Linked DNA regions of Homo sapiens: regions 2 and 3 are each linked to region 1. The links are chromatin loops, found by intact Hi-C in ENCODE. Cell type or tissue: heart right ventricle. All regions are shown on one strand.

Region 1 (8,000 bases):
GTTGATTTCCACAGGCACATGGAGGACAGGAATGGTGGGATCCGGTTTGAGCTCCCAGTCTCATTATGACTTTTGACCTCTTCCTGTACCCTCTGCAGCAGTGCAGCATGGAGCCTACTGGGTCTCTAACCTACTTAACTCACCTCTGTGACCACTGAGGATGCGGGAGTTGTCTCTGCTGACCAAGGGGACATGGGCAGAGAAGCAAAGGCCCCTTACTCTCCCTCTGTCCATTCCAGTGTGCTGGCCGCAACAGAATGGGAATCCTTCAGTCATCACCTGCTGGAGACTCAGCTTCAGGGATGGGAGCCTGTGTCCAGAAAAACTGGGCTATAGATTGAAGTCTCAGAAGCAGGAAGGTTGGAGATGGGTGGGGCACCAGAGCCCCTGTGGTTATTGCTGATAAGATATGCAGGGGCTACATTCCCCAAGTGTAGATTATTAGTCCTGGGCCCAGGCTGGGCACGGTGGCTGACACCTGTAATCCCAGAATTTTGGGAGGCCTAGGCAGGTGGATTGCTTGAGGCCAGGGAAAACCCCATCTCTACTAAAAATACAAAAATTAGCTGGGCATGGTGGTGCGTGCCTATAGTCCCAGCTACTCGGGAGGCCCAGGCATGAGAATCCCTTGAACCCATGTTGCCATGAGCTGAGATCGTGCCACTGCATTCCGGCTTGGGTGACACAGTGGGACTCTGTCTGAATAAAGAAAAAGAAAAAAAGCAGCAGCCCTGGGCCTGGAATCCCTGGGTGCTATGTGAAAGGCAGGGCAGATGGGGCTCCCTGGGGCTTCCCCAGGGAGAAAAATAACCATGGAAGGGTATAGTAGCCTCCTGAAGGTAATGCCGGGCTCACAAACTCCTTGCTTTGCTTTGTATCTCCAATTGCTGATCTTCAGAACAGACGGGTTGGAGTGGGATAAGGAAGTGAGGTTCTTGTAAAAGAAGTGAAGAGACTCCATGAAGAAAGATGAGGAAAGTGGTGCAAACCTTCCCAGGTCCCAAGACAGCTGGAGACTCCTGCCCATGCTCTAAAGGGAAGGAGCTAGACTCTCCAGGGAAAAAAGCAGACTCCCAGGAGTGAGAGGTGATGGGGGGCAGAGAGGAGCAGACGGCCACATGGCTCAGCCCCTGCCCAGGAAAGTGAGTCCACAGTTCACTAACTATAATCACCATGAACAAGTAGCCATGAACACTATAGTCAGCAAACACACACACAGACACATAACACGAGTTGGAGGAGCCTGCAGGCTGCAGTGGTGAGGCAAGAGATTAGTTGGATCATCAGGTGGAGGAATGGTGTTAGAGGGGACAGGGAAGGGCATGGCAGGACAAAAAAGTTCTTGGCTTCTCTTCTGGAAAGATTTGTTGCTGAAGTGGCTGTTTTCTTAAGCATCAATATTTGCATCTAAAAGTTCAAGCAGCTGCCTTCAGGTTCCGGAGGCTTCCCACTGGAGGGCTGCACTTCATTCAGCTCTCTGCTTTCTGGAGTTTTGCTGCATTTGCAGTGATGAGGTTCTCCACCTGGGCTTCCTCCTCCCCTGGGGTCCCGGGCTTCTGATTGAAACTCCACTTGCATCTGCAACCTAGGATAAGGAAGATCCCAACGGAGAAGAGGACCACAGCACATACCAACCCCTGAATCCTCAGGGTCTGTTAGTCATAATGAAAATGGTCAATTTCCTTCTCCTACTCAGCTGCACTGGCCATGACAATGAGGGCCAACAGGCTGCATAGGAATATCAGCACCACCTCCATGGTGCCTGCACAGCCAGTCCCCTTCCTGAGATGATCCCAGGAGGATGTGTCGAGTCCCAAGGAGCCTAAGAGTGGCATGTCCCTAGTTTTCAATCTCTTTAGGGATAGGATTATGCAAATTGAAAGAAGAGCAAACAATGTTACTGAAATAATCCATGGCATAATGGAACCTGAATGCATTAAAGAAATAATGGAGGGCAGGAGAGGTGGCTCACATCTGTAATCTCAGCACTTTGGCAGGCTGAGGCGGATGGATCAATTGAGGTCAGGAGTTTGAGACCAGCCTGGTCAATATGGTGAAACCTAGTCTCTACTAAAAACAGGAAAAATTAGCTGGGCGTGGTGGCATGTGCCTGTAATCCCAGCTACTGGGGAGGCTGAGGCAGGAGAATCACTTGAATCTGGGAGGCGGAGGTTGCAGTGACCCGAGGTCTTGGCACTGCACTGCAGCCCAGGTGACAGAATGAGATCCAGTCTAAAAAAAAAAAAAAAAAGAAATAATGGAATATTCACAAGTGTCAAGACTGTTTCTTAAAATGCAAAAGCATTAGGCTGGGTGCAGTGGCTCATGCCTGTAATCCCAGCACTTTGGGAGGCCGAAGCGGGCGGATCACGAGGTCAGGAGTTCGAGACCAGCCTGGCCAACACAGTGAAACCCGATCTCTACTAAAATTACAAAAATTAGCCGGGTGTGGTGGCACAAGCCTGTAGTCCCAGCTACTTGGGACGCTGAGGCAGGAGAGTCGCTTGAACCCAGGAGGCGGAGGTTGCGGTGAGCCGAGATCATGTCACTGCACTCCAGCCTGGGTTACAGAGCCAGACTCCATCTCAAAAAAAAAAAAAAAAAAAAAAAACATTATGAGCAGGAAAATAAATTGTGTCTCGAAGTGATAATCATTGTTGTACTTACCATGACTGTCTTCTGAAATGCATCTCAACCCTTGAATAATTTGATTCTTTTACATGGATGGTACTAAATGCTTTTCCAGCATGGGAACAAGTGGGATTATCATCAGTGGTGGTAAAGAAGGGAATAGAAATGGAGAAAAATGCTTCTTTTTTGGTCAGTGGACATTTATTTTTTATTTTTATTTTAACTTAAACTTCAATAGCTTTTGGAGTACAAGTGGTTTTTGGTTATGGATGAATTATAAAGTGGTGGATTCTGAGATTTTAGTGCACCTGTCACCTGAGTAGTGTACACTGTACCTAATGTATAGTTTTTTTTTTTTCATTTTTGAGATGGAGTTTTGCTCTTGTTGCCCAAGCTGAAGTGCAATGGCGCGATTTCAGCTCACTACAACCTCCACCTCTCGAGTTCAAGGGATTCCCCTGCCTCAGCCTCCCAAATAGCTGGGACTGCAGGTGTGTGCCACCACGCCCAGCTAATTTTGTAGTTTTAGTGGAGACGGGGTTTCACCGTGTTACCTAGGCTGGTCTTGAACTCCTGACTTCGTGATCCACCCGCCTCCGCCTCCCAAAGTGCTGAGACTACAGGCGTGAGCCACCGCGCCTGGCCATGTGTAGTTTTTTTAACCTCCGGCCTCCTTCCTACCAGCCCCTTCTGAGTCTCTAAAGTCCATTATATCACTCTGTATGCCTCTGCGTACTCATAGCTTAGCTCCCACTTATAAGTGAGAACCTACGGTTTTTGGTTTTCCACTCCTGTATTACCTCTGCCTGTGAACTTTAAAAAGTTATCGTGATCAAGAGATCCTGCATACTCCTGAAGAATGGAAAATGCATGTTTGCCATGCAAGATGGTATTACGTGGTTTAACAAATAAAATTTGAAGAGCAATTCCGAGTTATCTTTACGACAGCTTACAGGCTGGTAATGCTCATGTCCAGCGTGTTTTCTCACGGTTAGCGTCCAATGGACCAGAAAGGAGCAAGTGAAGCTCTCCACACTGGCGCAAGTGTAGGTGGTGCTGCGGCAGCGTCGCGGGGCCACAGGAACCGACCTCGTCTGGAGAAATTCCACTCGTGAATTCTGCCAAATGAGGAAGTGTTGAGGACGGCCAAATCATCAGGGGGATGTAATTCATGAGAAAGCTGTGTAATTTAAATACTCATAATTTATTTCAGCTAACGAATAAAACTGCAGTACTGCACTTGCCGCATCTGGGAACTAACTGCCCAATGCGGCTGAAACCTCATGCCCTTTCAAAAGGAGTGGCGCGAGGGCTTGTGGGAAATGTAGTCTGCACTTTCTAAGGGAGCGGCGCGAGGGCTTGTGGGAAATGAAGCGTGCACTTTCTAAGGGAGCGGCGCGAGGACTTGTGGGAGATGTAGTGTGCACTTTTCGGCCCCCGTCGCGGGAGCCGCTTCGGGCCTTCTGGGCATGTCTGCCATATGGCTCCAGGTTTGTTTTTCTCCCCGGCACTCTGACGGGGAGGGCTCCCGGCATCTCCTGGCGTCCGGGTAGAGGACGCGGAGGGTGAGTAAGGGAGGGCAGGGGCGAGGGTGGACTGGGGGTTCCGCGCGGCCTGGGGGTGGGAGAGAGGGAACGCCTTTGCCGCCTGGCCTGGGTCCGAATCCTGCCTCGGTTCTTGTGCTCCCAAAGGGAATGCGCAAGTCCCGCGCCTGTGACAAGTGAGGTTGGATTTTCTCTTCCCTGAGGTGAAGGATGCCCGGAGGCCTCCGCAGGACGGCGCAGAAACGGGCCTTCTGCCCAATAGATGCGCGCTTCTCTCATTCTTTCCCCTCAGAATCTCGCTGTCCTCACAACCACCTGTGGTCGGCGTCGCCGCGGTGTCACTGCGATGCCGAGGCGAATGGGGTGGGGGGAAGCGCCCGCGGGGCGGGGAGGGACCCTGCAGGCGCGGACTCCACACCCAGCCTCTGGCCAGCGTCACTCGGCTTGCTGTGTCCTCGCAGGTCGCAGCTTCATTGCCTGATGTCTTCGGGAAGTATTTTGAAGTCATCGTGGCTGTGGATTGGGGAATTTCTTGTTTCCACTGACCTGTGAGGCCGCGCACGCGGAGGGAGGCACCCCAGGCCCTCCGGCACTGTCCAGCCTCGCCTGTGTCCCCATTAGCACCAGTGGGCATTTTCAGAGGGTCCAGCTCATGGCTCAAGTGACAGGAAGATGTAGGAGCTTTCTGTCTTGAATGAGGATTCGAACCAAAGGGCTTAGGCCCAGCTGTCTTGGAGCAAAGCAGCTGTTGTGGGGTAAGAAGGGAAGGGTGGGGGGCGAGGGCCCAGGGGCCCTCCTAGGAGGACACCCAACCCGTTGGGCTGACACCTCACTAGAGATCTAGAGCACGGGTGGGAGGAGCAGAGGCTCGATTTGTGTCCTTTCCAGACCCCCACAGGCTGGGAGCTTTGTGCCCATTCAGATGTGGGGGCAGAAGAGGGCAAGGCCGAAGGAGCAGACAGCACCGCTTCTTGGGGAGTTGTGAAGGCATCATGCGGAGGGAAGAGCTTAGCAGCCAAGTGGAGGACAGCACCCTCCATGCCTGGATTCGTTACTCGCTCGTTCTAGATGCTGAGCTGCTGGCGCACTGCAGCACAACTAGAGATGTACGGATGCCCCCATCTTGATCTTACAGAATCAGAGGTACAGCCGCGAGAAAGGTCTGTAAGTTATCTATTTACGCTTTATTTAAAAGATGGGATGGGGTGGGGTGGACAGGAAACGAGCTTAACGTGTTAAGTTACTGATGACATTGACACATTTTGTTGTGGCAGAGTCAAGAACAGACAGAGTCGCTTGAGGACTCAGGAGGGTGTTTGCTGCGTTGACAACAGAGTAAGTAAAAATCAGTTTGCTTTTTTAAATCCAAAGATTGTTTTGAGAACCTCAAATCAAGTTAGAGCAAGTTCGTTTTCCTTCCAAAAAAACTGGGCTGGGCTGGGCACGGTGGTTCACGCCAGTAATCCCAGCACTTTGGGAGGCTGAGGGGGGTGGATCAAGAGGTCAGGAGTTCGAGACCAGCCTGGCCAACATGGTGAAACCCCGTCTCTACTAAAAATGCAAAAAATTAGCCGGGTGTGGTGGTGCGCACCTGTAGTCCCAGCGACTTGGGAGGCTGAGGCAGGAGGTTGCGGTGAGTCGAGATCATGCCATCGCACTCCAGCCTGGGCAACAAACAGGGCAGGACTCTGTCTCAAAAAAGCAAACAAACAAACAAAAAAAACTGGGCTGAAAAATACCACATCGCTTTTTTCAAAACCTTGTTGGGATTCTCTGGTTTGTAATAAAGATTAAAACCTGAGTATTTTTGTTTAGCATCAGTTTTAATGAAAGTATTATGTTCCACTCTTTGGCTTTTCCTAACTTGCTTAATTAGTTTAATATATCGGTTTGCATACTCTGTTAGAGTACAGCATAAATTGTTTTTAAGTCAGTAGAAAACAAACGTTTTTACATTTGAAAACTAATGAGTCCAAGCAGTACATAATCATGCCAGAGTCATGCATGGGCGTGTGAGTATCTCCCTTTCAGAGATGTTTTGCCGGCTGCGAAGTGGACCTTTTAAGGCAAGTGACATCACTCATGATCTTTTCTTATTTCTCAGCTACACCCTCACAGTTTGCTCTGCTCTTCCAACACCAGTGGAAGATGATCACATCCCAGGTAAGTTGTTTATTTTTTCACCGTTTTGCTTAAAAGTAATTATTGAGGTTTAAAAAATGTCTATACATTCATATGAAAGTAGAAATAACATCAGGGAAAATATAGAGGAGAGGTCACATTACATTTCATGGGTCAAATGCAGCCTGCCGCATGTTTTTTTATGGTCCACAAACGAAGGATGGTTTTTATATTTTTAGGTGGCTGAGGGAAAAAAAACAAGAATTATATGAAATTCAGATTTCATTATATATAAAGTTTTATTGGGACTCAGCTATACTCATGTATTTATGTGTTGTCTGTTGGTACTTTCATACTATGAGGGCAGAGTTGACTGGTTGCAGCAGAGACTGTAATGGCCCACAAGCCTAAAATATTTACTGTGAGACCCTTTACAGAAAATGTTTGCTGATTTCTGATAAAGAGTTGATGAAGAGTAAAACAAAAATGTCATGTAAGTGAATGCAGATCTTGTGATCTCACAGAGTTGTGAAACTGGAACATAAAACAGTTTGTCAATGGGCTTTATTAGGTGACACTGTGAAACTTCTGATGACAATCTTGCAGTTACATGAAAAAGTAGTACAACGAAGTGAATAATTCATGTGCAGTCCAGGGGAAAACTTAAGCGATATCAAGAGAAAGTATGTGATTAAAAAATTCAAATAGGCCGGGCTAGGTGGCTCATGCCTATAATCCCAACACTTTGGGAGGGCGAGGTGGGTGGATCATGAGGTCAGGAGTCCGAGACCAGCCTGACCAACATGGTGAAACCCCGTCTCTACTAAAAATACAAAAATTAGCTTGGCATGTTGGCGTGCACCTGTAATCCCAGCTAGTCAGGAGGCTGAGGCAGGAGAATCGCTTGAACCCAGGAGGCGGAGGGTGCAGTGAGCCGAGATTGAGATTGCACCACTGCACTCCAGCCTGGGTGACAGAGTGAGACTCTGTCTCAAAAAAAAAAAAAAAAAAAAAAAAAAAAAAATCACATGAATTGTGTAGCATTAGGACTTATGGTTGTTTAAAGAAACAGTCCTGGTAGGCTAGGGTGATCATGGGTTGTTAGGATGTGGCAGGCTTTGTGACAGCCCTAGAGACTGGGCAGAACTGGAATATTTGCAATAACTTTCAAGAGATTCTACCTAAAAAAAAAATTATGGTAAAATACACATCACATGAAATTCACAATTAAGCCATTTTAAAGTATAGAATTCAATGACTTTAGTACGTTCACAATGTTGTACCACCATAACCACCATTTATTTCTGGAATATTTTCATCACACCAAAAGGAAACATAGTACCCTTAATAAGCAGTGTTGTAACTTAATAAGCAGTTGCTCCCTTTTTCCCCTCTGCTCCAGCCCCTAGCAACCAATAATCTCCTGTCTTTATAGATATGCCTGTTTTAGATATGGCATACAAATGGAATCATACAATTTGTAGCCTTTTGTGTCTGATCTCTCACTTAGAATAATGTTTTCAAGACCCATTTATGTTGTAGTTGTATATCAGTACTTTGTCCCTTTTTATGACTGAACAATATTCTATTATATGGATATACCAACTTTTGTTTATCCATTCATCTGTTGATGGACATTGGGGGTCATCCTGTGTTTCGCTATCGTGAATAGTGCTCCTATGAGCATTCATGTACAAATATTTG
Region 2 (8,000 bases), 83 kb before region 1:
TGCAGTGAGCCAAGATCATGCCATTGCACTCCAGCCTGGGCAACAAGAGTGAAACTCTGTCTCAAAAAAAAAAAAAAAAAAAAAAAGAATAGCTGTGATGGTAAACTTGACTTGGTCACAGGGTGTCCAGATTAAACATTACTTATGGGTGCATCTGTGAGGGTGTTTACAGATTAGATTAGCATTTGAATCAGTGGACTCAGTAAAGCAGATTGCCCTCCTTATGTGTATGGACATGATTCAATCCACTGAGGGTCTGGATAGAACACAAGGCAGAGGAAGGAGGAATTCACCCATATTTTCTGCCTCATTGTTGAGTTGGGACATTTCATCTCATCCTCTCCTGTCCTTAGACTGGGATTTACACCATTGGCTTCCCTGGTTCTCAGGCCTCTGGACTCATACCAGAATTACACCACCAGCATTCCTGGATCTCTAGCTTGCAAATGACAGACTGTGGGACTTCTTAGCCTCCATAATCATGTGAACCAATTTCTCACCACCAATGTCTCTTTCTGCCTTACTCCCTCCTATTGGTTCTGTTTCTCTTGAGAATCATGACTAATACACTGGGAATAAACATTTCCCCAAGCCCATACCATAGGTGTATATTAGTGTTTTTTTCAATCTTTTCAAATCTTAAATTTAAAAATATTTTATTTATTTATAATTTCCCCCAGTTGGAAACAACTAGCATATCCCTGGACTGGGGAATGGATAAGGAAACTGGTAAATCCGTACCAAGAAATAGGAGTCAGCAATGTCAGAGATGATAAATTCTTCTTCAAAAAGCTTAAGTTCCCTGTTCTTTGTTGCTTAAGACCAACTTCCTTGTACTTCCTTGTCTCCTAGCTACCTGTTCTGTAAACAACCTTCCTGCCTTTGCTGTGCACAGACAAGTCCAGATATGACTTCCCACCTTTGCCGTGCCCAGACAAGTCCAGATATGCCTTCCCACCTAGTAATGGACAGTCCTCCTTCCTTCCCGCCTAATAGACCCTATTCAATTTTAAACCTTAGCCAATAGAGTTAGCTTAGACTGTGAGGTCCAACCCCAGCCAATGGGGAAGGGACACAGAAGTGCTAGGAACTGTATCAGGGATAAAATCCCCTGCCCTACCCCTCTCAGTGTACTCTTGTGATCGTGACTGGCACAAGCTGCACCCTTCTGCAGAAGTAAATTTGCCTTGCTGAGGAATTTTCTGCCTACGCGCTGGTTTTCTCTGTGGCACCGGGCACTTGTTTCTAACAGCAGGAAAAGCAAACAGAGGTATTGGTACACAAAACAACACAGAAGGATCTCAATTGCATTGTGTTAAGAGATACCAGATTCAACAACTACATACTGTGTGATTCCATTTATATAATATCCTAAAAAAGGCAAACATATAGGCCCAAAGAATAGATAGCGGTTGCAAGAGGCTAAGAGTGGTGAGAGAATCTGACTTTAAAAAGGTAGCATGGAGGAATTTTATTGACAGAGATGAAACAATTTTGTGTCTTGCTTGTAGTGGTGGTTACACAAATCTATGCATTGTCAAAACTCATAAAATTATGCATCAAATAAAGAACTTTTCAGTATATAAAGCATAAATTAAAAAATGTAAATTTCAATAAATGTTTCACGTATTTTTACTCAAATATTTGCATTTCTTTCTTTTTTTTTTTTTTTGAGACGCAGTGTCGCTCTGTCACCAGGTTGGAGTGCAGTAGCGCAATCTTGGCTCACTGCAACCTCCCCATCCTGGGTTCAAACGATTCTCCTGCCTCAGCCTCCTGAGTAGCTGAGACTACAGGTGTGCACCACAACGCCCCACCTAATTTTTGTATTTTTAGTACAGAAGGGGTTTCACCATGTTGGGCAGGATAGTCTCGATCTCTTGACCTCATGATCTACCCGCCTCAGCCTCCCAAAATGCTGGGATTACAGGCGTGAGCCACCACGCCTGGCCATATTTGCATTACTTTCAATTCTCATAATGGACTTAAAAAGTTTTGCTGGAATGGAGTTGCTTATTTTTCTCTATTATAAAATGTGACTGATATTAAATTTATAGTTTCTGTCTTTGGCATCACATCCCTTGTTGTTTTTTTTGAGACAAGGTCTCACTTTGTCACCCATGCTGGAGTGCAGTGGTGCCATGATGGCTTACTGCAGCCCGGGGCTCAAGTGATCCTCCAACCTCAGCCTCCTGAGTAGCTGGGATCACAGGTGCCTGCCTACATGCCAGGCTAATTGTTATTTTTAGTTTTTTGTAGAGATGGGGGTCCCACTATAGTGCCCAGGCTGGTCTTGAACTCCAAGGATCAAGTGGTCCTCCTGCCTCCGCCTCCCAAAGTGCTGGGGTTACAGGTGTGGGCCACTGTGCCTGGTCCACTTGTCAATTTTCAAAAATTTTTACTCTTTTAGTGGTTTAAATGTTTAAGTATTGTATACATGTGAGATTTTATCATGTGTGATCTATGTATATCTCTACATTCCAAATTGCTCGGAATGACATGCTCTTTGGAATACTCCATTCTTTCCCTCACTGTTTTGAAATGCTGTATCTACTACACATTAAAGAATACTCTTAAGCTGTCTTATTTCCATGGAGCAGGTGCCAAACTACTTTGAATAGAGCAATATTATATAGATAGATGTAGATAGATACAGATATTCCTTAGGCATTTTTTTCCTGCTTTTTAAAATGTATACTGGCTGTTCATTTGGGTTTTTACTTATTCTAGATAAAGTTGAGAATGCTTTTGTGAAGTACAGAATACACTAAAGATCAAAGAGAAAAAATACATAACAAAAATTTGTTGATATTCTTTTAGGAATTTTGTCTTCCTAAGAAAGGTACAGATAGACTAAAAGTATTTCCATTTAGTCAAGCAATTTTAATGTCACAGAGGAAATCATACGTGACATTTATTTTCTTCTTTCAGATTATGTCTAGTTCCTTACTGAGCTACAATTTCCGTTTATTGCTTTAACCATTTTGATGAAGTAGCTTTCCGGCCGCACCTTCCCCTTTTTTCCCCCGCTCCCAAAGAACCGCTGATAGCATGAAAGTCTTTTAAACTGTATGGACGAGATCTATTTCCTAACATTTAAACGGAAAATGACACGCAGCGGTCCTTTCCTTGAGCGTCTGCGTCTAAACTGCCCACAGACCTCCCCCGCAGTATATCCCTTTGGAGTGCCCCGGGGAAAGCCAGGGCTGCAGGCAGTTCCAGCACCAACTCAGACCGCATCTGCCCACTGCCTAGCGGGGCACTTCTCTACCAATCCGAAGGGCTGCTCGCCCGGCCTCACGGGAAAGGTAGTTTCCAGGTAGGGCGCCAACAGCATCAAGCTGTGCGCGTGGGCTCTGCGCATGCCTCGTCCGCCGGCTACGTCTGCGTTTCCGCCTTTCCTTTTGTTTTTCTCAGGTTTTGCGTGGGAGGCGGTCCCGGGATTTCAAGGGTCTACGCGCTTTTCTATGGCGAATGCAACCCGACGAGGGAGTGGGGTAAGCCCCAGTGGGTTGGGCAGGGAGAGAGAGGGAGCCCCGCGCGACTCCTGGGGCGGGCGGCAGGGGGCCGGTACCAAGTGGTGGGGAGGAGGCCCGGGGACCTCATAGGGGAAGGCGGGGACGGCGGGGCTGCAGCGTGTGGGCCACGACGCTAGGCCGGTTCCTCAAAGGCGCGGCCTCTGTACGGAGCAGGGTACGCAGCGTGTGTCGCCCCATTTGTGGGGGCCGCGGAGGAGGGCATGTGCGCTTGCGCAGTCCGCGCGCTGAGCCTTGCGGGAGGGGCAGTTCTCTTGTCTAGCCTGTGCGCGTGTGCTAGGGCGCCGCGGTACGTGGGCGGGGAAAGGCGGGTGCAGTCGCCCGCCAGACCGGCAGACTCGGTTGCACGTATTGCATTCATCCTCTTTAGGTTCCGAACTGACCTCCAGTCAGGTCCATCACTGCATCTTGGTATTTGCTGTTCCTCTGTCCTGACTTGATCTTGCACTCAGGAAAGATCTTCAAGAATTACCTAATTTTGGCCTGGCGCGGTGGCTCTCGCCTGTAATCCCAGCACTTTGGGAGGCCGAGGCGGGTGGATCACCTGAGGTCAGAAATTCGAGACCAGCCTGACCAACATGGTGAAACCCCGTCTCTACTAAAAATACGAAAAGTAGCCGGGCGTGGTGGCGCATGCCTGTAATCCCAGCTACTGAGGCGGAAAATTGCTTGAACCCGGGAGGCGGAGGTTACAGGTAGCCAAGATCGCACTATTGCACTCCAGACTGGGCAACAAGAGCGAAACTCCGTCTCAAAAAAAAACAAAAACAAAGAATTACCTAATTTTGCCTCATTTGTTAGAAGAAAAAGATTTTTTTTGTTTTTTTGTTTGTTAAGGTCACTGACTTGTTCAGGATCACAGTTAGTAGGGAAGACTAAGTCACATCTCCTGACCCCTAAGCCAGTACTGTCTACTTTTCCACACACATCAAAGCAAGTTTAAAATATCCCTTTGAGAAATAGCAACAAAGTTAGATGAAGAAATTAAAACTGATTTTTTCTTTGAAGCACTGCCGCTTATGGCTTTCTGTGGAGTCACTCACCAGAGGTTAAGTAACATTACTGGGAAAATAGATAGCTTAGTCCTATTTTTTACAATGGTTTTAGTGTTAATGTTCCTTCATTAAATATATTGTTAACTTGTTTGGCCAATATTGTCATTATACTTTTTTTTGTGAACACCGAGGGAGATTGAAATCCTTAGGAAGCAAATATTTACTTTCACCCGGTAAAAAATCTTGTGCCCAAGAGCTACATAATTATGTTGGAGTTATTCTTTCACCATTTCTACCGCCTATTCCGAAGTGTTCTTCCACCATTTCTACCCCCTATTCCAAAGTGTCAGAGGACATTGATACTCTCCCAGAGGAAGCATTTTACCTAGTGGGTGTGTATGGCTTCTTAGGGCGGAAGAATCCAGGAGTTGCCAGGCAGGCCAAATCTTTCATGACCCCATTCCTCTTTTTCTAACTCAGCTGTATCTTCAGAGTTGTCTCCGTCTTTCCAAGAACAGAACAAAATGAACAAGGTAAGTTGTTTATTAATTCCCTACTTTATTTTGCAGTGGACTTTGTGAGATTTGTAAGAGTCGATATGGTGTTTGTTTTTTTTTTTTTTTTTTTTTTGTGAGACGGAGTCTCACTCTGTCACCCAGGCTGGAGTACAATGTCCCCATCTCGGTTCACTGCAACCTCTGCCTCCCGGGTTCAAGCAATTCTCCTGCCTCAGCCCCCCGAGTAGCTGGGACTGCAGGCGCATGCTGCCACGCCTGGCTAATTTTTTGCGTTTTAATAGAGACAGGGTTTCACCGTGTTGCCTAGGCTGGTCGCAAACTCCTGAGCTCAGTCAATCCGCCCGCCTTGGTCTCCCAAAGTGCTGGGATTACAAGCGTGAGGCACCGTGTCTGGCCAAGAGTCAATATGTTAAGATGAGAAGTTAGTAATAGATAAAAATTGAACTTCCCAGAAAATATAAAGTAACAGATCAATAGCAGGGCCAAGTTAGAGTCAATAAGTTGAGCTTCGTATGTTTCTTACGTTTCCAACAACCATGGCAGAAAGGAAGACACTGGATACAGACAGACTGACTCCTCTGAAGGCACAAAGACTTCCTGGCAGATACCTTTTTTGGTCATAACATAGGGACCCATAGTGAATAAGCTTCCAGTGATAACCCTGAAATGAGTGCAGCCTATTGAGTCAAACTGCTTTTTTAATTTTTATTTCACACAGGTTCCAGTTTTCTTTTGGATGTAGTGTTTGATCAGTAAATTAAAATGTATTTTAATTTTAATTTTTTTATTTTTTTGAGACGGAATCTTGCTCTCTTGCCATTCTGGAGTACAGTGGCGCGATCTTGGCTCACTGAAACTTCTGCCTCCCGGGTTCAAGCGATTCTCTTGCCTCAGCCTCCCGAGTAGCTGGGACTACAGGCATGCGCCACCACACCTGGCTAATTTTTGTATTTTTAGTAGAGACGGGGTTTTACCGTGTTGGCCAGGATGGTCTTGATATCTTGACCTCGTGATCTGCTCTCCTCAGCCTCCCAAAGTGCTGGGATTACAGGCGTGAGCCACTGCACCCAGCCGGTAAATTAAAATGTATTTTATTATTATTATTTTTTTTGATACAGAGTCTTGCTCTGTCACCAGGCTGTAGCACAGTGGTGTGATCTTGGCTCACTGCAACCTCCGACTCCCTGGTTCAAGTGATTCTCCTGCCTCGACTCCTTGGTTAAAGTGATTCTCCTGCCTCAACCTCCCGAGTAGCTGGGATTATAGGCACGCACCACCATACCCAGCTAATTTTTGTATTTTTAGTAGAGACGGGGTTTCACCATGTTGGCCAGGCTGGTCTCAGTCTCCTGACCTCGTGATCCCCCACCTTGGCCTCCCAAAGTGCTAGGATTGTGTATTTTAATTTTTAATGAATCTTATTTCTACATGTGTAGCAGATAGATACACAACCCCCTAAATTTTAAATATAGAACTTAATGAATTATTACAAATCCGTGGCACAAATAATGAATACACAGGTCAAAACAAACATTGCCAGCACTCCTGAAGCTGCCGTCTTGTCCCCCTCACAATCCTGACACCTCCCTGCTCATTCATTCATTTACATATAAGCCACAGTATCTGGCTTCAGTGGCAGAGTTGAATAGTTGTGACAGGAACATTTTGGCCTGCAAAGCCCCAAATTTAATGATGTCTGATTTTTTTTTTTTTTTTTTTTTTTTTTTTGGAGAGAGTCTCACTGTCACCCAGGCTAGGGTGCAGTGTGCGATCTTGGCTCACTGCAGCCTCTGCCTTCAGGGCCCAAGGGATTCTCCTGGCTAAGTCTCCCAAGTAGCTGAAATTACAGGCACGCGCCATCACACCTGGCTAATTTTGTATTTTAGTAGAGACAGGGTTTTACTTGGCCAGGCTGGTCTCAAACTCCTGGCCTCAAGTGATCCGCCTGCCTTGGCCTCCCAAAGCACTGGGATTACAGGTGTGAGCCACCGTGCCTGGCCAAATATTTAATGTCTGATTTTTTACAGAAGAAGTTTACCAATCCCTAGATTAGTTTATTACGTTTATTTGTTGCTGGTGTGTACTAGTCTAGATGACTTTTCCTACTTCAAGGTTATGAAGATACTCTTGTTACCTTTTAAAATATTTCTTGTTTTGGCATTCACATTTACATCTCTTTCATTGGAATGAGTGTCTACTTCTGTATGAGGTAGATGTCAGATTCCTTTTTTCATGTGGTTAATGTAGAATTATTTTTGAAAACACCATCCTTTCCCCACTGTTTTACATTGTGATATTTGTCATCAATTATGTGTACATATATGTCTGTGTGTTTTTTGGGCTATGTTCTGTTGGTTGGTTGTGCCAGTACCACACTTGGTGAAACATCTTAGCGTCTAGTAGCTGGTTTAACACATTTTTTCTTCAGCAAGATCCTGGCTCTTCCTAGTTCCTTGCATTTCCATACAAATATTGTTAGTATTAATAAAATAACTTGCTGAGACTTTCTTTGGGGTTGAATTGAACCTATATATAAATTTGGGAAGAATTACTTACCTTTTTTTTTGAGACAGAGTCGCCCAGGCTGGAGTGCAGTGGTACGATCTCAGCTTATGCAACCTCCACCTCCCGGGTTCAAGTGATTCTCCTGCCTCAGCCTCCCGAGGAATTGGAATTACAGGCACCTGCCACCACACCTGGCTAATGTTTTTGTATTTTTAGTAGAGACACGGTTTTGCCATGTTGGCCAGGCTGGTCTTGAACTCCTGACCTCAAGTGAGCCACCTGCCTTGACCTCCCAAAGTACTAGGATTATAGATGTGAGCCACTGTGCCTGGCCTCCAATTCCATTCTTGATTATTTTCTTTCCCCAGTTTTCTGACAACCTTCTGATTTTCTCTTGATGGCTTTGAACACCACTATATTATAAATGTCTTTGTAGTCCTTGTTTC
Region 3 (8,000 bases), 60 kb before region 1:
AATGTGAGAGAACAGAAAGGGAAAGAAAAATTTTTTGAAGAATTACAGAAACACCCACAATTTGTTGAAGAACACTAATATATTCATCCAAGAAGCTCAACAAACTCATATGAGGATAAATGCAAAGAGACTTATACCCAGACACGTTATACTGAAAGATGTTTTTATCATGCTCTTATTTGACCTGCCTTATAAAAGTGATAATACAAGTGCTGGTGAGGACTTACAGGAACTGAAATGTTCATATGTTTTTGATGGCATGTAAAATGCTACAGTCATTCTAGAAAATAGTTTGTCAGTTCCATTTAAAACTAAAAACAAACTTAGCATGTCAATCACTAGTTGCACTGTTAGACATTTATCCTTGAGAAATAAAAACTTATGTTCCATCAAAAAAATTTCATAGCAGTTTTATGGGTAATAGCCCAAACCTGAATAATCCAGATGTTCTTGAATGGATAATGTGTGGTGTGTCCATACCATGAAGTGTTACCCAGCATTAAAATGGAATGAATGGCCAATACATGTAACATTATGGATGAATCTCAAGAGATTAAGCTGAGTTTTAAAAAACCCAATCTCAAAAATTTACATATTTGTTCTGGTCCACCCCATAGTGTTGGGGTGAACCCTCCTACCCCCAATGTTTGGTTTGGATATCAAAACTGGTAATGATATTAAGAGTGTAAAAAGGAGTTTATTAGTTATAGAGACAGGTTTCTAGGGAGACTAGAGAAGGCTCCTAAGGAGATCTAAATGTGGGTTGAGAAAGAAGGGAGAAGAATGGCTGCTTGTCAGTAGGAATTTGGGGTGGGGTAAGCGCACACAAAAGGGATGGAGTTTGTGTGGTTTGAGTTTCCTACTGGCATTGAGGGAGTGACCACCTAGGCTTTATTATTGGCTTGCCCAAATGTAGGGTAAGAGGGGAGATGGGTGGGATTTGAAATCTATTAGCAGCCAATTACCACAAATGCAGTTAGGCTGTTTATCATAATACCTCATGATTTTATTTGGATAACACTTTTGAAATGACAACATAGAGATGGAGAACTGATTCGTGGTTGCCAGTGTTAGGAAGGCAGAGAGGGTGGGAGATGGCTGTAGTTACCATGTGTGGCATCCTTGTGATGGGACTGTTCTGTATCACCAATGTTGTGATTTTCACAAAAATCTATACCTGTGGCAAAATTTATAGAACTAAATATACACAACTAATGCATGTGAAACTTGTGAAATCTGAATAAGGTTGATTGAATAAATCAATGTCAGTTCTTGGCTGATATTGAACTATAGTTCTGCAAATTGTTACCATGGAGAAAACTGGGTGAGGGGTACATAGAATCTTCTCATTATTTCTTCCAGCTGCATGTCAGTTTAAGAATTGTCTCCAGGCTGGGTGTGGTGGCATATGCCTGTAATCTCAGCATTTTGGGAGGCCAAGGTGGGTGGATCACTTGAGCTCAGGAGTTTGAGACCAACCTGGGCAACATGGTGAAAACCCATCTCTACAAAAAGTAAAGACATTAGCCAGGTGTGGTGGTGCGTGCCTGCAGTCCCAGCTACTTGGGAGGCTGAGGTAGGAGGATCGCTTGAGCCCAGGAGGTCAAGGCTGCAGTAAGCTGTGATGGCACCATTCGACTCCAGCCTGGGTGACAGAGTGAGACCTTGCCTCAAAAAAAAAAAAGAAAAGAAAAAAAAAAAAAGAATTGTCTCCAAATAAAAAGTTTTGTAAATTACCTGCCAACTATAAATAATTCAGCTTCTTAATCTTTAATAAAGGTAATAGGCCGGGTGCGGTAGCTCACGCCTATAACCCCAGCACTTTGGGAGGCTGAGGCGGGCAGATCATGAGGTCAGGAGATGGAGACCATCCGGGCCAACATGGTGAAACCCCATCTCTACTAAAATACAAAAAATTAGCCAGGCGTGATGGTGCACTCCTGTAGTCCCAGCTACTCGGGAGGCTGAGGCAGGAGAATTGCTTGAACCCGGGAGGCGGAGGTTGCACTGAGCTGAGATGGCGCCACTGCACTCCAGCCTGGCAACACAGCAAGATTCCATCTTACAAAATAAAATAAAATAAAATAAAGGTAATGGACAAAAACATATTGTATACTATTTGTTGAAAAATCACAGCACACTTTCTATATGAGAGATGCTGGATCTCTTGTATCGCCAGTTTTACTGAATCTCATAGAGGATCTACTGTCCATTACACAGACAATAAAAAAAAATAAAACAAGGGTTGGGAAGTCAAATTGTCATTTTGTGTGCAGACAATTTGATTATCTGTACAAGCAAAAGTAAATGTTACACAGAAGTGATTCAAATTACTAAAAAAAGTTAGTTTAGTGAGGTGGTTGGCTGTAAGAACAATACATAATATCAGTTGTGTGTTATTTATACACCACGAAACAGGTATATAAGAAACAATTTTCTTGAGAATTATATGAGATATAATTCACATACTGTACTCTTCACCAATTTTACGTGTATAAATCAATCATTGTTAGTGTATTTGCAGGATTGTGCAACATTCCTGACAATTTTTTTTACTTTTTTTGAGATGGAGTCTTGCTCTGTTGCCCACGCTGGAGTGCAGTGGCAAGGTCTTGGCTCACTGCAACCTCTGCCTCCCGGGTTCAAGCCAGTTCTCCTGCCTCAGCCTCCTGAGTAGCTGGGATTACACAGCCTCCTGAATAGTTGGGATTACAGGTGCATGCCACCACACCCAGCTGTTTTTACATTTTCACCATGTTGGCCAGGCTGGTCTCAAACTCCTGACCTCAGGTTATCTGGCACCTCAGCCTCCCAAAGTGCTGAGATTACAGGTGTGAACCACCGCACCTTGCCGACAGTTGTTTTTTTGAGACAGAATCTTACTCTGTCGCTCAGGCTGGAGTACAGTGGCGCGATCTTGGCTCACTGCAACTTCACCTCCCAGGTTCAAGCGATTCTCCTGCCTCAGCCTCCCGAGTAGCTGGGATTGCAGGTGTGTACCACTATGCCCAGCTAATTTTTTGTATTTTTAGTAGAGATGGGGTTTCACCATGTTGGCCAGGCTGGTCTGAAGCTCCTGACCTCAAGTGATGTGCCTGCATAGGCCTCCCAAAGTGCTGGGATTATAGGCGTGAGGCACTGCGTCCGGCTGACAGTGTTTCTTAGAACGTTGTCATCATCCCTGAAACAAAGCAAATATCCGTTAGCAGTTACTTTCTCTTTCCCATTTCCTGTAGCCCTTGGCAACCAAAATTGAATTTTCTGCTGTGTGGAGTTGCCTAATCTGGATGTTTCATAAAAATGGAACTGTGTGTGACCTTTTCTGCCTGGCTTCTTTTTCTTAGCATAACATATTCAAGGTTCATCCATGTTGTAGCATGTATCAATATTTCACTTGTTTTTTATGGCCATATAACATGGTGTATAGATATACTACATTTTATGTATCCATTTGTCAGTGGATGGACGTTTGGTTTTAGTTCTACTTCTTGACTATTATGAATAATTCTGCTGTAATTGTTCACGTATAAGTTTTCACATGGACATGTATTTTCAGTCATTTCAGATATATACCTAGAAGTAGAATGCTGGTTATATGGTGACTCTGTGTTTAACTTTCTTGGGAACTGCCTGATTGTTGCTCATAGCAGCCACAATACTTTACAATCCTGCCAGCAATGCATGAATTTTCCAGTTTCTCTAGTTTGCAACATTTTTTATTAATATTAATATGTATTATACCAATCCAGTAGTTGTAAAGAGGTATCTCATTGTGGTTTTTTGCATTTCCCAATGGCTAGTGATGTTGAACATCTTTTTTTTTTTTTCTTTTTGAGATGGAGTCTCGCTCTGTTTGCCCAGGCTGGAGTGCGGTGGTGGGATCTTGGCTCACTGCAACCTCTGTCTCCTGGGTTCAAGCAGTTCTGTGCCTCAGCCTCCCGAGTAGCTGGGATTACAGGTGCCCACCACCATGCCAGGCTAATTTTTGTATTTTTGGTAGAGACGGGGTTTCATCATCTTGGCCAGGCTGGACTTGAACTCCTGATCTCATGATCCACCCACCTCGGCCTCCCAAAGTGCTGGGATTACAGGCGTGAGCTGCTGCTCCCGGCCTGATGTTGAACATCTTTTTATGCACTTGTTGGCTATTTATGTATCTCCTTTGTCAATTTAAAACATTCACTTTATTTCATGACTTATAGAAAAATTGGGGAGATAGTAGAGAGAATTGCCATTTACCCAGTTTCTGCTGTCGTTAACATATTAAGATGGTATGTTTGCAACAGCTGTTGAACCAACATTGGTACATGATTATTGACTAAAGTCCATATTTTTATTTAGCACCTGCTGATTTTTACCTAATGTCCTTCTTTGTTCCAGGATCCCTTCCAGGGCACCATATTACATTTAGTTGTCATGTCTCTTTAGGCTCCTCTTGGCTATGGTGGTTTCCCAGACTTTCCTTGTTTTGGATGACCTTGACAGTTGAGGAGTCCTGGTGAGGTATATATAAATTCCATTTATTGGGATGTGTCTGATGTTTTTCTCAAGATAAGACTGGGATTATAGGTTTTGGGGGAAAAAGCCCACAGTGGTAAAGTACCTTTTTTGTCACATTATATCAAGCATGCATACTGTCACCATGTTTTATGACTTTTGATGTTGGCCTGAAATGTCTTGGCAAACAGAGTTTGTCCACTATAAAGTTACATCTTTTTCCTATTTTCCATATTGTACACATTGGAACAATGTTACTCTGCACAACTCACACATAAGAAGTGGAGATATATGAATTTTGTTGCTGTTGTTTTTTAGAGCACTTTCTTTCTGTCACTACAAGATGGTCCAGGCTCATCTTGTATATTTTCTTTCTAAAATCAGCCATCATTTCTTCAGGTAATCCTGGTTCCTTTTATTTGAAAATGGTATTAGAAACCAAGATAGGGGCTAATGGTGTGCTTGCAGCAGTAGGGCGTGGCCATCTCAGCTGACAGAACAGGGAAATACACGTGTATAAACCATGTAATATACTTATAAATAGTTCTACATGTAACCATCTGTATCTCTCTTAAGCTAAACATGTGTTTATACTTATATTCTTCAACTCTTCACTACCACATGGATCATTCTAGCTTTCTTCCCTTGCTTCCCTGCAAATTACCATACCCAACAGTAAGAAATCTGGCTCTAACCATCCATCATCCATTTACTTTCTTTTTTTTTTTTTTTTTTTTTTTTGAGATGGAGTCTCCCTCTGTCACCCAGGTTGGAGGGCAGTGGTGTGATCTCAGCTCACGGCAACCTCCGCCTCCTGGGTTCAAGTATTTCTCCTGCTTCAGCTTCTCAAGTAGCCGGGACTACAGGTGCATACCACAATGCCCAGCCAATTTTTGTGTTTTTAGAAGAGATGGGGTTTTGCCATGTTGGACAGGCTGGTCTCGAACTCCTGATCTTAGGTGATCCACCTGCCCCGGCCTCCCAAAGTGCTGGGATTAAAGTTGTGAGCCACTGTGCCTGGCTTTCCATTTACTTTCATTATTCTTTCCCTGTATACATACATGTATGGCACTGTCAGAATTGTTAATTATGCCTATGTGGAAAATAATTTTATAATTTTATCAACTAAAATACAGTACTTACGTGCAGATTTTCCTTTAGTCTCACAGACTTCTCTTTCCAAAGTAATTAAGGTCAGGACTTCCTCCTGTATTGAAAGGGGTCCTTCATTGATACTATTTTTTACATTTGTAATGCAATTAGATGTTTTGGTGCAGGATGCCTTTATTCCTGGCTCCTCCTGAACTCATGACTTCGGTGCAATGGGTAATTCCTTGAAATACACAAACTACCAAGAGTTACACAGAAGAAATAAACCATTCAAATGGACCAATATCAGTTAAAGAAATTGAATCCATAAAGCTTTCATAAAAGAAAAGAAAAGAAGAAAGAAAGAAAATAAATTATCAGACTTTTTTGGTTTCATTGGTGATTTCTGTGCAACATTTAAGGAAGAAATATATAAGTTCTCTACAGTGTCTTTCAGAAAAGAGATGCAAAGGGAACCTTCTTAACACTTTTGTAAAAGGCTGTTTTTTCTCTAATCTTAAAAGCATATGAAGACCTTGCAAAGAAGAAAAACCACACACTAATATCCCTCATAAATATAGATGCAAAAATCCAAATAGAATGCAACATTGTATGAAAATAATTGGATGCTGTGACCACTCAAGGCTGGTCAGAGTTTGGAAATCAATTAATGTGGCCGGGTACGTTGGCTTATGCTTGTAATCCTAGCACTTTGGGATGCTGACGCAGATGGATTACCTGATGTCAGGAGTTTGAGACCAGCCTGGCCAACGTGGTAAAACCCTGTCTACTAAAAATACTAAATAAGCTGGGCGTGGTGGAATGCGCCTGTAATCCCAGCTCCTCTGAAGGCTGAGGCAGGAGAATCGCTTAGAACCTGGAACGCAGAGGTTGCAGTGAGCTGAGATTGCACCATTGCACTTCAGCCTGGGTGATAGAGCAAGATTCTGTCTCAAAAAAAAAATAAAAATAAAAAATCTGTAACCCGCCACATCAACAGCCTGCAGAAGAAAACCATATCATGTCAATTGATGGACAAGAAGCATTTGATAAAATCCAACACCCATTCATGATAAAACCGAGCAAACTAGGAATAGAGAGGAACTTCCTCAACTTGGTAAAAAAAAAATCTACAAGAAACCTACTGCTAAGAGCATACTTAGTGGTGAAACACTGGATACTTTCTCCCTAAGATAAGGAAACAAGATGTCCTGTCTCTTCACTCTTACTCAACATCTCATTGGAAATGGTAGGTAATGCCATAAGACAACAAAATAAGAGGCATACAGATGGGAAAGGAAGAAATAAAACTTTCTTCGTACAGGCATGATTGCCTAAGGAGAAAATTCTAGAGAACTCCCAAAACTATTAAGTCTTTGTAGCAAAGTTGGAGGATAGAAGCTTAATATAGAAAAATCAGTTCCTTTTTTCATTATGTAGTTGTGTTATTTGTCCTTTTATTGTTGAGATGTAAGAGTTTTTTCCATATTCTGTTTAGCAGTCCCTAATTACATACATTATTAGCCAATATTTTTCTCCCATTTGTGGGTTGTCATTTTATTGTCTTTGTTCTTGGTAGCAAAAGAGTTTTTCATTCCATGAAGTCTAATTTGTTTTTTCTTTTGTTGCTTGTATTTTTGGTACTTTATCTAAGAGGGCTTTATCTATCCCCAGGGCATGAAGATCCACTCCTGTATTTTCTTTAAGTAATGGCTTTTAAATGTAGACCTGTGATCCATTTTCAATTAGTTTTTGTATATGGTGTGAGGAAAGGAATAATTTTGATTGTTTTGCATACAAATATTCAGTTGTCTCAGCATCATTTCTTGAAAAGGTAATTTTTCTTTTTTCTTTTTTTTTTTGAGAGGAAGTCTCTGACGCCCAGCCTGGTGGGCAGTGGCACGATCTTGGCTCACTGCAACCTCTGCCCCCTGGGTTCACGCAAGTCTCCTGCCTCAGCCTCCTGAGTAGCTGGGATTACAGGCATGCGCCACCATGCTTGGCTAATGTCTTTGTATTTTTAGTAGAGATGGAGTTTCGTCATATTGGCCAGGCTGGTCTTGAACTCCTGACCTTGTGATCTGCCTGCCTCAGCCTCCCAAAGTGCTAGGATTACAGGTGTGAACTACTGTGCCCAGCCGAAAAGGTGATTTTTCAACATTAAATTGTGTTGGCATCATTGTTGAAAATTAACTGAACATAATATATAGTAGTGTTTATTTGTGAACTCTCAATTTTATTTCATATGTTTTCCTCTATGCCAGTATCATACCATCTTGATTATTGTAATTTTGTAGCAAATTTTCAAATTGAGAAGTGTATGTCTTCTAACTTTCTACTTCTTTTTTAAGATTGTTTTGATTATATTCAGTTCCCTAAATTTCCACATGAAATTTTAGACCAGCTTGTTAGTT

The links. Hi-C counts contacts between places; a loop is a spot of excess contacts. Peaks named below come from ENCODE experiments on the same cell type or tissue, not always from the same donor. Only the 100,000 strongest peaks of a DNase experiment are listed, where the experiment ranks them.
Region 2: it touches region 1 in a loop (7-fold over the local background); 56 of 110 quality-filtered maps call a loop at or near these places.
Region 3: a loop joins it to region 1, with 2.3 times the contacts of the local background. A loop is called at or near these places in 8 of 110 quality-filtered maps.

The regions. Positions count from the first base shown.
Region 1 is chr10:38,090,295-38,098,294 of GRCh38, forward strand. ZNF37A (zinc finger protein 37A) reads left to right here and starts at 4,043. Exons shown (of 8, transcript NM_001324250.3): 1 at 4,043-4,196; 2 at 4,637-4,930; 3 at 5,244-5,335; 4 at 5,450-5,510; 5 at 6,280-6,338. The coding sequence starts at 6,324. It also overlaps the pseudogene FXYD6P2. RefSeq lists an enhancer at 3,997-4,186. In heart right ventricle, no CTCF peak of the experiment used is centred here; DNase peaks (open chromatin) are centred at 3,987 and 5,099; H3K4me3 peaks cover 2,031 bases; H3K27ac peaks cover 2,046 bases.
Region 2 is chr10:38,007,287-38,015,286 of GRCh38, forward strand. ZNF33A (zinc finger protein 33A) reads left to right here and starts at 3,389. Exons shown (of 5, transcript NM_006954.2): 1 at 3,389-3,497; 2 at 5,012-5,064. The coding sequence starts at 5,056. RefSeq lists an enhancer at 3,912-4,091. In heart right ventricle, a CTCF peak has its summit at 3,634; DNase peaks (open chromatin) are centred at 3,345 and 3,755; H3K4me3 peaks cover 2,010 bases; H3K27ac peaks cover 2,861 bases.
Region 3 is chr10:38,029,898-38,037,897 of GRCh38, forward strand. The region is part of intron 4 of ZNF33A (zinc finger protein 33A); the gene reads left to right. Among named protein-coding and RNA genes, the nearest start is that of ZNF33A, 23 kb to the left of the region's middle. In heart right ventricle, no CTCF peak of the experiment used is centred here; a DNase peak (open chromatin) is centred at 3,112; H3K27ac peaks cover 1,540 bases.